Linked DNA regions of Homo sapiens: region 2 is linked to region 1. Evidence: chromatin contacts called from ENCODE Hi-C or POLR2A ChIA-PET data. All regions are on one chromosome and are shown on one strand. Each heading gives the region's core, a stretch centred on a gene start or an enhancer-like site at or near the end of the contact. The rest is flanking DNA. Distances are from core to core; before and after follow the strand shown. Region 1 has its middle 100 kb from the start of LINC01972. Region 2 has its middle 140 kb from the start of LINC01972.

Region 1 (4,243 bases), core at 77-2,576:
CAAATATCTCCTGACCAGTTCATCAGCAAAGCCCATTAGAGATTCTGTCCTTGGATTTACTGAGGAATTACTCCTTGTTAAATTAAATACACTAACAGCCCTTTTTAGTTTGGTTTATTCATGTTTACCAGAAAACTAATCATACAGGAATGTGGCAAGAGCCCAGAGGGATTCTCTTTTTGTGTCTGTGGAATGGGAACCTCACCGGGCTGTTTCAGGGATCAAATTACACGTGGCCTGTGATTGTCAGAGGTAAAAGACAGAGCAGATTTAAGGGTTGCTGCTGCTTCCCTACTGGAAGGTGAGTGCCTGCCCTCTCTTCTCTCTCAGCTTCCCCTTCCCTCTTCCCACAGGACTCCAGCAGAAGAGGCAGGGAGCCTGGTATCAGAGTCCATGGCACGGGTGCGCGGGGCCAGGATTATTGGGGAGAACATTCTGGGGTACCTCTTCTTTCTCTGCCCGAGTCATCACCAAGGACAGTCAGGCATGGCTTGAGAAAGTAGAGCCCACTCTGGGCCCCACACCCTCTCCATCTTGCTCCATCCTTCCTTTCCCTTGTTCACAGCTTGCTCCCGCTGTCTCCCGTTTCTGTCTGTCAAGCTCAGAGTGGTGATGCAGAGCACAGGGCCTGGACAATGAGAGCCCTGTGTCCTCGCTCTCTGCCGCTCCCTCCTTCCCTGCCTGCCTTCCTCCCTCCTACACACAGTCATCCCACGTAATGGACACCCACTCCCTGCCAGGTGCCAGATGGGTGCCAGTGACATGCTGATGTCCTGGACAGATGTGATTCCACCCCCACACAGTTCAATCACCCGATATGAGCTGTGTGACCTTGGGTGAGTCCGTGGCTCTCTGTGTCTGCTTCCTTCTTTCCAGGCCTTTCTCTGACACTGAGGCCTTCTCTGGTCTGTGATTTGTGGTTAAGCCAACGCCTAAATGCCACAGAGGCGAGGCTGCAATTCTAGCTGCAGCCCAAGGACAATCAGATTCAATGCCTGTTCCTCCCACGTGACTGTAAAACACCACTTCCCCAAGCCTAATTTATTCATTTTCTATTTTAAAAACCATAACCAAAATCAAGCCCCAAATATTTGCCTAATGGCCATGTCATTGACTGGCCAAAGCATTGAGCTGCCCACCAGTCAGCAGCGGAACCGGCTCCTCCCTCACTGTGGAAACCAGCCCCACAGCAAAGTCTGACCTGCCCAGGCCCTGCCGGCCCCGCCCGGGACTAGAACAGTGAGTGGGGTGGCCCAGGGTTTCTCCCCGGGGCAGTGTCCTCAGCAGGAGCCCGGCGCTAAGCTGTCTGTCTTAGCAGAGTGAGACTGCCTTCTGCAGACGGCGTGCTCACACAGGCAGCCTCCCTGGCAGCATCCTGGCTGGCCTCCTGTGAGTCAGAACAACTGTGATCACTCCAGGAGGCCCATCTGGAACGGCTTAGGTGCTGGGAGGGGTCTTCTGGGCTGGTCTTGAACCTGTGTTTGCATAGCAAACACACTGCTTTCATTTATATTGTATGTTATAAATCAATACAAATAGCAATCTTCCATAAAATGCAGGTATTCATACTTTACACAAGAATGTGAGAACAGAGTGTCCCCATGGAAGATGATTACGCTGACACTGTGTTGGGTGCCTTGGGGTGGAGATTTGGGCAGTAATTCTAAAGGTCTCCCTCCTGAATGAGCCATCAGAAGCAGCCCCTGGGAGGGACCCTGTGTGGCACCACTCTGAGCTTTAGTTTCTTTATCTGGAAAACTGCAATCAAAGTCCCTGTTTGCACACAACTTTTTAGAATCAAATCAAACAAGCGAACAGGTATAAAGCTTTTCATGAGGTGTGAAGTTCTCATACACGAGGAGAGTGTCTTTGTTGTTTTTATTGCAATCTGGTTACCCAAAGGGAACCAACACGGTAAAGCAGGTTTGCCACAAATTCCTCTTGGAAGCTTCTTCCAGTTTCTCCCATTCCCCACCCTCTCCTGCGGAGTCTGAGGATGGTACCTGGCAGCCTGTGTGAGTTGACTCAGCAGCACACGCCCGCTCAGTTCATGACCTCAGATGTCCCTCAGAATCTGCTGCGCTAAATCCAGTTTGTTCCAACTCCTCTTTGGACAAGAATGTGAGTTTGCACTTGTGCCATGAATTAGGTGATAAAAGGGGGCTGGGCAGGACTGAGTCTTAGTATAGCTCTGGGCTATGATTCTGGCCACAGAGTTCAAGCTTCATTGTTCCCAGGAACCTAGGGGCTCAGGACTTCAGAAATCCTCAGCAATGGCTGCAGTGTCTGCAGTGACAGCCAGTGCACGTCCCTCGCCTGCAGCAACATGAAACACACACAGGCCTCGGCCTCCTCAGTCCTGTTCCTGATGCCCGGCTTACCTACCTGAGACCCGGTCCAGGAGTGTCTAAGGACACCCAGTGCTTCTGGGCTGGGCTGGGGCCTAGAGCGACTCCAGTCACCCCTTTCATTTTATAGGTGGAAACCAGATGCCCAGAATGAGAAGGGACTCACCTGGGTCACGGATGAGTTTGTGGTTGTGAGAATATTAACTGCCAGGCTCAGCTGGGTTAAATGGTGTCCTCGGAATTACCCGGTACCTGTGAATGTAGCCTTATTTGGACATAGGGTCTTTGCAGATGTCATTAACAAGTCAAGGTCGTACTGGATTACTGTAGGCTCTGAATTTAATGACTGGTGTCCTTGTAAGAAGGCCACGTGAAGACAGACACACTGAAGGTAGAAGGCTGTGTGACAACAGAGGCAAAGACTGCAGTGATGCAGCCGCAAGCCAAGGAATGCAGGGAACCAACGATCACCAGCAGCAGTGAGAGGCAAGGGAGGGTTCCTCCTTAGAGCCTTCCCAGGGAGCAGGGCCCGGCCACAACTCCAGACTTCTGGCCTCTAGAAGTGTGAGAGAAGGAATTTCTCTTGTTTTAAGCCACGCAGTTTGTGTACTTTGTTACGAGAACCCTGGGAACCGAATACACAGGCCAAGGCCCTCTCTGCTGTTTCCTGGAGCAGCAGTGACAGGGATGCGACTCACCTCATGGAGTGCCACGCTGAGCCTGAGCTAAGCAGCTGACATACATCATCTCAAGTAATCCTCCTGAGAAGCGCAGGAAACGATTATTATTATCCCACAGCAGCTCCCAAGGCAGGGTGCTTTTTTCAAACTGTAATTTTGAATAGTAATATAGTCATATATTTATATTTTATAAAAATATGAAAGCTCCCAAAGGGTGAGACACACAGTGAAAGGTCTCTCTCACTCCACCCCATCCCCTGCTAGCCGGTTCCCTCCTCTGGGGGAGCCATTGTCACCAGAGTCTTGCAGAGTCTTCCAGAGCTGTTCCATAAGCAAACCTGCAAATAAGCTAAAATATCCTCCCGCTTCCAAACACACAACTTTTGAAAACACAAATGTGATATATACTATACAGACGGTTCCTCGACTCATTTTCACTGTTGGTGTGTCTTGGAGCTTCTGTCCTCGTCTCAGCAACACTGGACTTAGATGGGCATCCTGACTTCTTGAAATGCTCCTTTCTGGAGCCACCCCCTCCTTGCTTTCCTTTCACCCTATCAGTTGCTCCTCTGTAGGACCCTGGGCTGATACCCCCTCCCCTCCCCTCCCCTCCTCTCCCTTCCCCTCCCCTCCTCTCCCTTCCCCTCCCCTCCCCTTTCCTTCCCCTCCCTCAGTGTTGGCAAGCCCTGGGCTTACCTTGCTTTCTCCTCACCTCTCCCTGTACTCTTTCTCGCATATCAGGAGGTCACAGCCATCTCCACTCACTGACTCAAACCAGACCTACACACTCCCCCATCTTCATTCTGTCCTGAGTCCTGGGGCTTCTCGCCCCACGGGGGCCATTTGACTCAACTGCCTTCTTCTCCCCATCTCCAGCGCCAGCACCACGACCCACTGGGGTCCTGCAATAGGCTTCTGGCTGGTCTCACATCCATTCTTAACCTGCACACCACCTCGCAAGTCCATCTTTGCCAGCAGCCACGTGATCATCTCAACCCCTCGGTGGCCGCCCCCTGCCTGTAGGATAAATCCAGACTCCCTTCCCGGCTTCCCAGCCCTGCAGGACGCACCTCCTACCTCTCCCTCCAGCCTCACCTGAAGCCATTCTCCCCTTGTGTCACTGGCCTCTCAGTGTCCCGAGTTCACCGAGCTCTGCTCCCTGCACCTGGCAAGACTTCCCCTGGTTAGCTGCTCTTCCTTTGAGGCTCAGCTTAA
Region 2 (4,125 bases), core at 843-3,342, 35 kb before region 1:
ATCAGATTATCTCTCTCTCTCTGAATGGTCCATGAGAGACAGAAGCAAGCAGGCATCCAAGGAGAAGTGCACGCACATGCACACACACACACACACACACACACACACACACAGAAGGAACCTAGCTCCATCTATAGTAACATGAGTACTAGAGCTAAGGACAGCAAGCCCCTGCAGCTGCCACAGGTGTACACTGAACCCACAAAGGGCACCTTGGACTCTGAATGTCCTTCCAGGTGCAGAACTATATGTAAGTCTCTGTTTCTTGAGGCAGAAAGCTAACAGAGCACAAACATGCCTAGAGAAATGCCCCACTAACCAGAAGATCACGCTGGACCTCAGAGAAGCCCAGGGTCACTCACTAAACTAGTGATATAGCTGAGGCTGGAAACCAGGCCACCTGACTCTTAGTTTTTGAGAAGAGCCAAATTTGGGTTCCTCCTAGAGCTGGTAGTCATGGTTTTGTAGGGAAGGGGTGAAATGCAGGGTGAGTCAAGGAGTTTCAAACACAATCATTCTTGACACGAGATCCAGTTGCTCCAAGATACCACTTTTTTTTTTTTTTGAGACAGAGTCTCGTTCTGTTACCCAGGCTGGAGTGCAATGGCGCGATCTCAGCTCACTGCAACCTCCACTTCCCAGGTTCAAGCGACTCTCCTGCCTCAGCCTCCCAAGTAGCTGGAACTACAGGCATGAACCACCATGCCCAGATAATTTTTGTATTTTTAGTAGAGACGGGGTTTCACCATGTTGGCCAGGCTGGCCTCGAACTCCTGACCCTCATGATCCACCTGCCTCAGCCTCCCAAAGTGCTGGGATTATAGGCGTGAGCCACTGCACCCGGCCCAATATGCCACTTTTGCTAGAGTGTGTCTTCCTCTCCTCACCTACTGTTTGCAGTGGATTTTTTCCTGGCAGACCATCCTGGGTCACACTGACTTCACCCTTTCATGATAGCTCACACCATGGGCTGTGTGGACATTGGATAGCAGTTTGTTAGTGACACCCACACACTGTTCCAGATGCGGTTTATGAGAGCGTGTGTGTGGCTGTGCTTGTGTGTGGATGTGGGTACCCCGGGCCTACTCAGAAAATCCATAAGGTTCTGTGGCACTGGGAGCCTGTCGCGTGCTTCCTTTCTCTACTGTAGTGAGTGCTTAGACTTCAGCTAAGAACTCTGGTACCCACAAGACCTCCCAGGCATTCCACGGCAACTCTCATCCTCCCTCGGGGTAATTTCAAACCTTTGTAAGTCTCTTAGGAGCCCTGTCTGCCAGCCACTTCCTGCCTTCCTCTCAATGAATGACCCTAATTTTGTATCATTAGAAGACAGAGGCCTTTCATGGAAACAACTACACTTTCTACCCACAGCCATAGGTTTAGTCACCTTATTAGTATCTAGACAAAGAGTATCTAGCTCTTTCCTTCTCTTCTATTTCCATGCGAGAAATACCGCAGTGCTGTGGATCCTGTCCCTTCCTTTATTCTTTCCTTCAATGAACAGTCTTAAAGGCCTAAGATGCCAGGAGCTATTTCCAAATTCTTGACAGACATTGATCTTTGGGATTTTGGCATAAAAAAATAGGAATTTCTGGGAATTCTCCAGAATTACCAAAATTATAAGTTATTTAAAAAAGATTCTCCAACATTCTTCATGCTCTTTCTTCATTACTATGGATATCTAAAAATTTTTATTTAACAAATAAGAAGAAATATTAAGTTTGGTAGCCTTTGTAAAATATTTGTATTTGGTAATATTTATAAAGCATTTACACTTTGGTAGTAGGTGTAAAAAACTAAAGCTTCCTGGAAATATTCAAATGCTGGAAATCACCAGTGAACCTCACTGGGTAGTATTGACTAATGTAACATCTGATTTCCTCGCAAGGTTAACAGGGCCTCTCAGAATCATCTGTGGGAATTGCCAATTCAAAGACTTTCTTTGTTTCCAAAACTTGTTCTTTCTCTGAATACCATTCATAGAATTTGCATAATGTTTACTATAATATAAACACAGTAATAGTTATTGTATTTGGAGGAGTGACTCACTGTTTGCAGCAGAAAATCCAGGAACACACGTTGATGACAAGACGGTAGCTACAGGCAAGACTGGCCAGTGAGATTGTGGCCACTTCTCTTCTGTGTGCTCCTGTCCCTGTTCCAGGAAATTTTGACCTTAGCCTTGAACTTCGTGTGTCAATGTTTCTTGCTCTTGCTTTTGACATGACATCAGCAGATGCCTTTGACCAGGAATATTTCTATGTTAATTGTTGATCTTTGATTCTCAAAAAAGAATTATAATACTTTTTTTCTATTTTCTCAATTCCTTGATTGATTTTTCTTACTATTTGGGAAACATACATTTCCTGAGAAATGCAGAGAAGGAATTCCTGCATGGAAGCACCAATAGTGGGCGAGTAATGGATGCCACAGTTCTGACTAAAGGCATAGATTTGGGGATTCTGAGTTGGAAGTCTGGTTGTACTTACTGGATGTGTGACCCTGGGCAAATTACCTAACATCTTTGAGCCTCAATTTTCCTATCAGTAAACTTACCTCATTGTTGTTTTGTGGTTAAATGTGTGTGGTTTTGAGGTTGAGTTGTTTTGAGGTTAAATATGTTTGTGAAGCTCTTAGCACAATCTCTGGCATGGTACAAGTGGTAATATATATTGTAGCTATTCAGACACAAGCCCCAGTGAAGGATGCATACTCTAGTGCTATCCAATAGAACGGGAATATGAGATGCAGATGTGAGTTTAAGTTTTCTGATGGCCACATTAAGAAAACAAAAATAAACAGAAGAAATTAATTTTAACAACACACTTAATTCAATAGATCCAAAATATTATTATTCCAGTATGTACTCAATATAAAAAATTAATGATGAGATATTTTGCTTTTTTTGAAACAAAGTCATGAATATCCACTGTGTATTTTATGTTTAGAGCACATCTTAATTTAGGCACTAAATTTTCCCTGGAAATATTTGATCTGTATTTAGATTTCATAAAGTTTACAGAGACTCACATATTCAAGTTGTTTCAAATATACTTACAAGATCCCAAAATCCCATTACTGGGTATATACCTAAGAGAGTGTAAATTGTTCTATTATAAAGACATATGCACACATATATTCATTGCAGCACTATTCACAATAGCAGACATGGAATCAACCTAAATGCTCATCAATTGTAGACTGGATAAAGAAAATGTGGTACATATACACCATGGAGTACTATGCAGCCATGAAGAAGAACAAGATCATGTTCTTTGCAGGAACATGGATGGAGTAGGAGGCCATTATCCTTAGAAAAATAATGCAGGAACAGAAAACCAAATACCACGTGTTCTTTCTTATAAGCGAGAGCTAAATGATGAGAACACATAGACACATAGAGGGGAACAACACACACTGGGGTCTATTGGAGGGTGGACGGTGGGAGGAGGGAAAGGATCAGGAAAAATAACAGTGAGTATTAGGCTTAATACATGGGTGAAAAAATAATCTGTACAACAAACCCCCAGACGCAAATTTACCTGTATAACAAACCTGCACATGTAACTCTCAACTTAAAATAAGAGTTAATAAAGAAAAAAGAAAACAAATTTATCAGTAATGGAATCAAATATCAAAAATTCACTTTTCTTTAATATTCATATTTACATCAAAAAACTGGTTCATCTTTTTTTGAAGAATTAATGTAACTTTGAAGCAAAAACATATTAGTTTCAAAATTACTTCTGTCTGAGTTAAATGACTCTAACTCCTGGAACAACTTAGTATTATTAGCACAGAATTCAAAGAAATATTGCATATATTGAAAAGTAACTAATTTACCTACAAAGCATGCCAACAGCCCATACTTCAAATTTTCGTGTAGTTTTTGCAGTCAACTTAAATTATGCTATTGCTTTCAATTAAAATCTTCATGTTAGAAATATACACAATCATTATTATTGATATTTATTGTAAAAATTATCATCAATTTTAGCATAAATTTTTATACCTGACTAACTAGGTAACAAATAAGCTTTTCTTTTCCTTTCAAATTTAACTCATTCATATGCAGTGTGATAATGCTATATTTTGTCTTTGATGATTTAGTGTTTAGCAAGCATT

The links. A loop is a pair of places that touch in the nucleus more often than their neighbours do. ChIA-PET counts read pairs that join two places held with the same protein, here RNA polymerase II (POLR2A).
Region 2: a loop to region 1 is called in a map of PC-3, with 7 times the contacts of the local background. The contact joins two enhancer-like sites. A Hi-C loop is called at or near these places in 2 of 168 maps with a recorded cell type or tissue (PC-3 and endothelial cell of hepatic sinusoid). POLR2A ChIA-PET finds 5 or more read pairs at or near these places in 4 of 52 experiments (H1, MCF 10A, activated CD4-positive, alpha-beta T cell and 1 more).

What each region holds. Positions count from the first base shown.
Region 1 is chr3:194,868,739-194,872,981 of GRCh38, reverse strand. No RefSeq gene overlaps it. Among named protein-coding and RNA genes, the nearest start is that of LINC01972, 100 kb to the right of the region's middle. Within about 2 kb of position 1,326, at least 29 of the 41 ENCODE cell types and tissues checked have a DNase peak (open chromatin) inside an H3K27ac peak, as active enhancers do; they include PC-3, where a contact is called at or near this core.
Region 2 is chr3:194,904,323-194,908,447 of GRCh38, reverse strand. No RefSeq gene overlaps it. Among named protein-coding and RNA genes, the nearest start is that of LINC01972, 140 kb to the right of the region's middle. Within about 2 kb of position 2,092, at least 2 of the 41 ENCODE cell types and tissues checked have a DNase peak (open chromatin) inside an H3K27ac peak, as active enhancers do; they include PC-3, where a contact is called at or near this core.